Regions from separate parts of the Homo sapiens genome. Here regions 2 and 3 are each linked to region 1. The links are chromatin contacts, found by Hi-C or POLR2A ChIA-PET in ENCODE. All regions are on one chromosome and are shown on one strand. Each heading gives the region's core, a stretch centred on a gene start or an enhancer-like site at or near the end of the contact. The rest is flanking DNA. Distances are from core to core; before and after follow the strand shown. Region 1 holds the start of CTNNBIP1 (catenin beta interacting protein 1). Region 2 holds the start of SPSB1 (splA/ryanodine receptor domain and SOCS box containing 1). Region 3 holds the start of H6PD (hexose-6-phosphate dehydrogenase/glucose 1-dehydrogenase).

Region 1 (2,700 bases), core at 32-2,531:
TATGATCCAAAGTCCTACTTTAAATCTGAGGAAGCTGCTGGTATCTCTGGACATTTTAATGGCACAAGAGATCAGTTATCACTTGGGGACACACTCCAGGAACTGGAGCCCAGTGGTTGTAGCAGGGAGCTAAGAGCCAAGGCTCCTGCGAACAGAACTTCAAGACAAACCATGACTTGCCTCCAGGTCCCTTACCCACACACCCTGTACCTCAATTTACCCAGCAGTTGGCCAGACATGTTCCTCTCAGTTCTGTGAGTGACAGGAGACAAAATAATTCACAGCTGGAGCATACTGAGATCCTCAGACAGGAGGTGGTGCAAGCCACACGTCTCATTATTCATAAAACTCTTGATTTGCGGCCAACACGGCCCCCGCCGCCTTCCCAGGGGCTAACCTGACAACAGGCACTGCTCAGACAAGTTCAGCTCACAAGGCAGAGGGAGGGATGGAGGGCCTAGCAGAGGCTGGGTGTCCAGACCTGAGTGTCTCGGTTACCAGGTTCCAAAAAAAGGAAGGTGGTTGGGGTGGGGTGATGAAAAGGAGGTGAGAGGTGCAGTTTGGGGCTCCAGGTGGTTAATTTTGCAGGTTCGTGCATACACGCCCGCCATCCAGGTGAGATATGTGCCCCCACCAGGTACCTTCCAGGAAGGCTCACCGGGGAGGGGTGGAATCGGGAGACGACAGTTCAATCAAACTACAGAGGGAGGAAGGGCGGCCCAGCGTTTAGTTTGGGGAAATATGGAGAGTAAGAGTCTCAGAGTGGGCGCAGGTGAGGGAAGAGGCAGGGGCCCAGAGGTCGGGAGGGCGGACGGGCGATGACAGGCACCCGGACGCGGTGAGGTGAGCAACAAGGTGGGCGGCGCGGACACCTGTGGAGGCGACCCCCGGGCGAAGAGTCAGGGAGGCGGGAGGTGGTCTGCGGCGAGAGGCGGCCAGGCCCAGACCAGGGCGCCGCGCCGCTGGGGCAGTCAGGGGTCCGAGCGGGGTCGGGGGCGCTCTCCGCGGCCCCTCCCCGGCAGACAAAGGGCTGGCCGCTCCCCCAAGCCCCGGCGCGGCGCGGCGCGGGCCCGGGCGGTGCAGGCGCGGCCCGGCCTCGGCGCTTACCTGGGCCGCCCGACCCGGCCGGGCCGGCAGGGGCAGCGGGTCCGGCGCGCAGCGCGCGGCGGCCTGTTCCGGGGCGTGCTCAGCCCGAGCAGCCGCTGCGGCGGCGGCAGTAGCAGCAGCAGGAGCGGCCGCCTCAGCCTCCGCCTCCCGCTCCGAGAGTCACCGCGGTGGGGAGGGAGGGAGGCGCCAGGCCGCCGGGGGAGGGACCGGCGGAGGGGGCGGCATCTGGCTCCGCGCGGGCTGCTGAGGCGCGGCGGCGGCAACGCCCCGGAGGGAGGCGGGCGCGTGGGGCCGGGCGCCGGGGCGGGGCCTGCGGGCGGGGCGGGGCCCGGGGCCGCGAATTGGTTAACTCAGCCTGTGGGCGGGGCTGCGCGGTGCGGGGCGGGGCCTTGTGGCGCATGTGAACGCTCATTGGGCCCTCCTGGAAGGGGGCGAGACCAGCGACATAGGGACGGGGCCATGCGGTGGGCGGGTGGAACACGGCGCCGGTAGTGAGTGGCCGAGTCCGCGCTGAGAGCAAAGGGGAGGAGCGGGCCGGGGGTGAGCAGGGAAGGCGGGTTGGGCGCGAGGAGGAGGCGGTGGCCTGGAGGAGGAGCCGGGTAAGGCTGAAGCTGGCGCTGCGGTAAAGCCACTCTGCGTGTCCCTATCTGCTCCAGGAGCACAGTGTTCCGGAAAAATAATGGCCTCTCCCACACACCGGTCTGTGTTTAAAAACGGGAGCAACAAGACGGGGCAGAATCCTTGGTGAGGCCAGTTTACCCAGAACCCCGGAAAATTCTGAAATGGACGAGGTTGCAGAACATTTAGAGGCGTGGTCTTCCTGCGTCGTTGAGCTGGGAACGTTGCTACCTCTGAGCTTGGGGCCTAACCTGGGATTAACCTAGCCCAGAGAGCCCAGGGATGGGCCTCCGTAGGTCCATTAAACTCAGAAGGTCGTGTGTACTGGTAGTGAGTGGATTTTTCGGGGGAAGGGTGCCCATGATTAAAATGTTTCTACAGAAAGTCTGGCTGTATTTGGAGAGGGTACAGGGAGAAGCAGCCCATTTTAGGTAAAATGCAAATTGCTTTTAACATCCGCCTTCCTTTTAAAGGGACCTGTATCTTTAAGTGTGGTCTCATTTTCAGCAGTTTAAATTATCAGTTACACAGTGTGACACTAACCCCAGTTCAGAAGCCCTCCTACCCTACTCCTCCCACAGCCTTTCTTTTTACACCTTTTCTGTACCATCCTCTTCCACTCCACATTTCTTCCCCTTCCCTATGCAAAAAGAATACGAAGTCCTTTTTTGTTTGTTCGTTTATAATATAATATCCACATTACTCTTTACTCATTTGGGGGGTTTTTTTGTTTTTGAGAGGGAGTCTCGCTCTGTCGCCCAGGCTCAGGTGCAGTGGCGCGATCTTGGCTCACCGCAACCTCCGCTTCCCGGGTTCAAGCGATTCTCCTGCCTCAGCCTCCTGAGTAGATGGGATTACCGGCATGCGCCCCGGCTAATTTTTGTATTTTTAGTAGAGACGGGTTTTCTCTATGTTGGCCAGGCTGGTCTCCAACTTCTGACCCCAAGTGGTCTGCCCGCCTCGGCCTCCCAAAAT
Region 2 (2,700 bases), core at 56-2,555, 620 kb before region 1:
TTTAATTTTTGTGCAGAGTCTGTGTCTTGCTCTGTTGCCCGGGCTGCTCTTGAACTCCTGGGCTTAAGTGATCTGCCTGCCTCAGCCACCCAAAGTGTGGGGATTAAGGGCGTGAGAGCCACCACCTCCAGCCTCAAGTGATCTTTTAAATGGGAAGCACCCCTAAGCTGCTGGCCATGGCTGCCCACCTGACTAGTCTGGGTTCAACATTCCTAAACCGCTGGCACCTGGAAAGTCAGAATGCCCACTCAGGCCCGCCCAGCCCAGGGCAGTTGGTTGAGTCTCCGTAATCCTATTCTGAGTTCAAACAAAGCTAAACCAAACTGATTTTCAGCACCGTAAAATGAGAGACATCAAACTTTGTAATCTCACAGTTCAATTGGGTTCCAAGCTCTGGACAGCTGGCCTCGGGCCAGGCACTGTTTCCTCGCCTTTACAGTGAGTGTGTCATTAGTCCCACCCTCACTGTACTGGGTTATGGTAAAGACACAGTAACTACGGAAGCCCCGCTATTTGTTTCGGCTCCCCCAGAAAGGCTAACTCCTCACCGTTTTCAATGGACACTACACAGCGAGGGGTGGGGAATGCCAGGAGATTTTGCTCTCAAAACAGCAAAGTCTTTAAAATCTTCCCAGTCCCAAGTGACTGCTCTGTTCGGGGAAGGGGGAGGAAAATTCCTTGAACGAGCTAGAGCCACAGGACAAGTCCCCAGAGGCTGGGACCTGTTCAGGGAGCAGCCCTGCGGATGCCAGGTGCCCGCGCCCTCAGGGTCTCGAGGTCCGAGGCCCCCGTCCCCGTGGGCACCGAAACGCGAGCGGCCGAAACAGCGCTGCAGGAGGCTCCCTGGACCCCCGGCGGCTGCCCACTCGTCCCCGCTGGGCACTTCAGAGGAGGCCGGCGAGGCCTTGCTCGGGGTTCCTGGGACAACCCCACTCTCCGCGAAGATTTCTCCTTCTCGTAAGACCCCCGCCCCCACTCCAGCCTCCCACGGCTGCAACCCAGGCCCTGCGCCACGCGTTTCCCAAAGACGCCTCCGGAGGGACCCGAGCTTCGGGCCGGCAACACCAGGGCGGCGGCTCGGGAGAGGGCTGCGGACTAAGGGGGCGGAGGGGGCGGCCGAACCAGCGCCGGGCTGACGCGCCCCGCGCCCCGCGCCCCGCGCCCCCGGCCTTCCCTGCAGTGCTGAGTGGTCCGTGCGCCCGAGGTCGGGGGCGGGGCGGGGCGGGGCGGGGCAGGGACGGCCCCGCCCACCGGCGCTTTTCTCTTTTTTTTCACTTTAAAGCCGTCGGTTGCTTTTTCTCCTCCGCACAGAAGTCGCGCTCGGGCAGCCTGCGCGCTCGCAGCAGGAACCAGGCTCCAGGCGCCGGCGCCGGGGCCGGGGCCGCGGGGAGGAGGCGACTTCGCTCCCTGCGGCGGGCGCGGCCCGGGCGCCCGAGCCTCCTCGGCCTTGGAGAGCAGCGGCGGCGGCGGCACCCCGGGCGCGGTAGGCGGCGCGGGGCACCTGGGACCCCGATGGGTGGGCGACCGGCCCGGGAGGGGGAGGCGCGGGGGGCCGGGCGAGGGCGGACGCGGGGATCGCGCCGCTGGGGGACCGAGTGGGTGGCGCGGGGCCGGGCGCGGGGGAGCGGGTGGAGTACGGGATGGGGACTCGGGGCGCGGCCCCTCCCGCGGTGGCTCCGGGGGCGCCTCCCTCGCCGCGGCTCCTGGGAGAGGGGCCCAGGCCCGCCCCGCGCTGCCGCCGCTGCAGGGCAGGGGGTCCCGGGGCGAGGCGCGGCGGGGGTCTCGGGGCGCGGGGACCGTCGCAACGAGTTGCGGTCCCGAGGAGGGGCTGGGGCGCTCCGGGGCCGCCGACCCGTCCCCCCTTTAGCCCGGGGAAAGCGGGACCCCGCTCGGCTGAGTTAGTTTCGCTTTTCCCGCCAGTCCGAGTCGGGATTGGCGGCGCGGCCCGGTCCCCCGTCGGGGCGCCCCCACCCTCCCGCAGCGCCTCCCCCAGGGAGCCTGCCGGGGACACCCGAGCGCCGCCCTCCCCGCCGCCCCGGAGCCGCCGCGGCTTCTCCCAGCAGCGGAGGGAGAGCCGGAGGGTTGTCAGGAAATCGATTAAATCAGAAAAACAAGGGCGGCCTGGGCCCGCGGGAGGAACCGCGGATGGGTCACCGTCCCCGGGCGTGTACTGGGCTCGGTGGCGTCCAGGTTCCGGTGAGGACGGGACGGCCCCGAGAGGAGGGTGCGGGTCTGCAGGAAGAGCGGGTGTCTCTGAGAGTGCATCTGCGTGTGTGTTTGTGCATGTCCTTGTGAATATGTGCCTGCGTATGAGTGTGTCTGTGTGTTCATGTGGGTGTGTGTGTGAGTGTGTCTCTAAGTGCATCTGTGTATTTATGTGCCTCTGAGTGTGTGTGTGAGTCTGTGTGTCTGTCAATGTGTGCCTGAGACTCTAAGTGACTGTGTGTGTGTGTGTGTGTCTGAGTGCGTCTTTGTGTATTTGTGTGTGCCTCTCTGTGTATGTCTGTGTGTCTTTGTGTGTGTCTGTGTGTGAGTGTGTATGTGTCTTTGGGTGTGTGTCTCTGCAAGTTTGTGTCTCTGAGTGTCTGTCTCTGCAAATGTGTGTCTCTGTGTCTTTGTGTCTGTGTGTGTCTTTGCGTGTGTGTGTCTTTGTGTCTCTTTGTGTGTCCACACGTGTCTCTGTGTCTGTCTCTGTGTCTG
Region 3 (2,700 bases), core at 86-2,585, 680 kb before region 1:
AGGCTTGGCAGCCCTCTGCGGGCGCCCGGATGGCCTCTGGCCTTGGTGACGGTGAGGCCCAGCTCCCCTCAGTTCCCAGCCTTCCCGGAACCCCTTGCCTAACATCCTGTGTGGTAATCATGCCTGTTGGCCCCATTCAGTCCTGCCGGCCACTGCCAAGTTGCCACTGCTAGTTCCAGACGCTCCCACCTCTAATGGAACCATCGGGAAATAAAAAGCTGCAGCACAGTTTCTCTCTCAGGTCAGAATCTCCTCCCAGCACTTTGGGAGGCCAACGTGGGAGAATCACTTGGGCCCAGGAGTTCGAGACCAGCCTGGGCAACAAAGTGAGACCCCGTCTCTACAAAAAGTTGAAAAATTAGTCAGGAGTGGTGGCGAACATCTGTGATCCCAGTTACTTGGGAGGCTGAGGCGGGAGGATCACTTGAGCCTGGGAGGCGGAGGCTGCAGTGAGCTGTGATAGCGCCACTGCACTCCAGCATGGGTGACAGAGCGAGACCCTGTCTCAAAAAAAAAAAAAAAAAAAAAAAAGAAAAAAAGAAAAGAAAAGAAAGAAAAAAGAAAAAGTGGGGAGCAGGTTGGGGAGCATGGTGAGGGCCACCTACTGCCTGATAATGGTGGGGGACAGGAAGGGGACTGAGTGCTCTGAGAGGCAGCTGATCCCGTTTTCTCACTTAAATACCTCTCACCCTACAGAGAAGCCCTGATTCCATTTGCTGTCTTTCTTAGCAATGTCTTAGCAAAAGTCTTCTATTTGCCACACGGGTCCAAGCTTCCGCTTACTAAGCACCCAAGTGCCAGACAACCCCGGAGGCAGGTACTCCCATTGTCCCCACTGTACAGATGAAGAAACTGAACTCAGGGTCACACAAGTGATAAGGGGTGGCAGAGATCTGAAGCTGTGCGCGGAGGCGTGGCCAGCGTGTGCGCTCCGACTTCTAAATCCCTACTCTGGATATTGAAGACGGGAAAGACCGAGCCGCTCATTCTACAGATGGGGAAAAGCGAGGCCTGAGGAGTCCCAGAGCGGGTGCCAGATCGTAGGGAGCAGCCAGCACCCCGGGTCCCCTCCACGACACAACCACGTCCCTCGGCCACTTCTGGGTCCCGCGCGCGTCTCGGACGCGGCAGGACAGCTCTAGGACGCACGGCCACCAGGGGGCCGAAGGGAAGGGCGGGGGCGGAGGCTCGGAGCTGACCCACCGCCTCGCCCCGGAAGCTCCGAGGCCCCGCCCCGGCGGCCGCCAGCGGAGGGCGTGGCCTCGCCGGCGCCCCCGCCCCGCCCCCGCCCCCGCCGCGCGCGCCCCCGCCGCGCGCGCCCCCGGCCCGGGCCCCAGTCTTGCTGAGCGCAAGGCGGTGGAGGCCTGAGGCCTGAGGCCTGGGGCGGGGTGGCGGCCGGGCTGGCCTTGGCCTCGCGCCTTCCCCTGCGGCCGCCGCGGGCTCCGCGGGCGGTATCGGAGTGTCGTGCGGCGCGTGGCCGCGTGACACGCGCACTTGTCGGAGTGACGGGCCCTGCGGAAGAGGAGGTGCGGCCCAGGGCGCAGGGGAGCCCTCGGGAGCGGGCCCGGCCCTCAGCGCCGCCCCGGCCGTGTCCCGGAGGAGCGGCCTGCGCCGCCGCGCGAGAGGAAGTAAGCGCCCCCCGCCGGCCCCGCCGCCGCCCCGGCCCCGGCGCCTCCAACCCGCGCTGCCGCCGGGCCCGAGGCCGCGCCGAGCCCCGGAGCCTGCGCTGCCAGCCCCACGGAGCCTGGGGCTGGCGGCTTTGGAACTGCTCAGGAGGCGGCCAGGCTCCCTCCAGGGTCGCCCCGAGCGGCCGAGCTGTCCTTTCCCTGGGCTTCCCGGAACTGAGTTCCAGGAGAGGGGGAACTCCGAGATTTCCCCCGGGACCTGCTTAATCTTTGGCATTGATTGGCCCTCGGGTTTCACATAGCGTTTCCCGTACCCGGATCTAGTGAACGGTTTTCCAGGGGCAAACCTCTCTGGATCTCTGAAAATCAGCTCACCCAACCTTGAATGCTTAGCCAGAAGTGAGAACTTCTGGAAAGAAGTGTCCTTGCCCACTCCCCCTGCACCCACAACAGGCCCATGGCTCATGAAAGGCAGCAGATGAGGGAAAACTGGTGTCAAATGGGCATATTTTTTATTTTATCTTTTTACTTTTTTATATAAAAGTAAAAAATCTTTTACTTATAAAAGATGGGGTCTTGCTTGGTTGCCCAGGCTGGAGTACAGTGGCACAAACACGGTTCCCTGCAGCCTCCACCTCTTGGGCTCAGGCCATCGTCCTGCCTCAGCCTCCGGGGTAGCTGGGACCACAGGCGCACACCACCACGCCTGGCTAATTTTTAAACCTTTTGTAGAGACAGTGGTCTCACTATGTTGCCCTGGCTGGTCTCGAACTCCTGGGCTCAAGCGATCCTCCTGCTTAAGCCTTACGAAGTGTTGGGATTACAGGTGTGAAGCACCACGCCCAGACAGCGTATTTTAAATTATGCATCATATCCCTTTAATTTTTCATCATTATGATTGGAAGATCATGAAAAGCTGTCTGAGTTTTTCCTTGGCATTTTTCTGTGGTTGATGGTTAGTTGTTGCCCAAGCTGGAGTGCAATGGCGCGATCTCGGCCCACTGCAACCTTCTCCTCCTGGTTCAAGCGATTCTTCCACCTCAGCCTCCTGAGTGGCTGGGATTACAGGCGCGTG

Evidence for each region. Hi-C counts contacts between places; a loop is a spot of excess contacts on that map. ChIA-PET counts read pairs that join two places held with the same protein, here RNA polymerase II (POLR2A). Pooled maps may share reads with other maps.
Region 2: a pooled map shows a loop between it and region 1 (11-fold over the local background). The contact joins the promoter of SPSB1 here to the promoter of CTNNBIP1 in region 1. A Hi-C loop is called at or near these places in 1 of 168 maps with a recorded cell type or tissue (naive thymus-derived CD4-positive, alpha-beta T cell) and 8 of 50 pooled maps. POLR2A ChIA-PET finds 5 or more read pairs at or near these places in 1 of 52 experiments (AG04449).
Region 3: a loop to region 1 is called in a map of CD8-positive, alpha-beta T cell, with 6 times the contacts of the local background. The contact joins the promoter of H6PD here to the promoter of CTNNBIP1 in region 1. A Hi-C loop is called at or near these places in 1 of 168 maps with a recorded cell type or tissue (CD8-positive, alpha-beta T cell) and 7 of 50 pooled maps.

Annotation. Positions count from the first base shown.
Region 1 is chr1:9,908,988-9,911,687 of GRCh38, forward strand. CTNNBIP1 (catenin beta interacting protein 1) reads right to left here and starts at 1,282. Exons shown (of 6, transcript NM_020248.3): 1 at 1,108-1,282. RefSeq lists silencers at 830-889, 1,060-1,119, 1,130-1,729 and enhancers at 1,877-2,550, 2,551-2,700.
Region 2 is chr1:9,291,589-9,294,288 of GRCh38, forward strand. SPSB1 (splA/ryanodine receptor domain and SOCS box containing 1) reads left to right here and starts at 1,306. Exons shown (of 3, transcript NM_025106.4): 1 at 1,306-1,483. RefSeq lists silencers at 971-1,140, 1,191-1,270, 1,341-1,410, 1,951-2,240.
Region 3 is chr1:9,233,439-9,236,138 of GRCh38, forward strand. H6PD (hexose-6-phosphate dehydrogenase/glucose 1-dehydrogenase) reads left to right here and starts at 1,336. Exons shown (of 5, transcript NM_004285.4): 1 at 1,336-1,628. RefSeq lists a silencer at 1,189-1,748.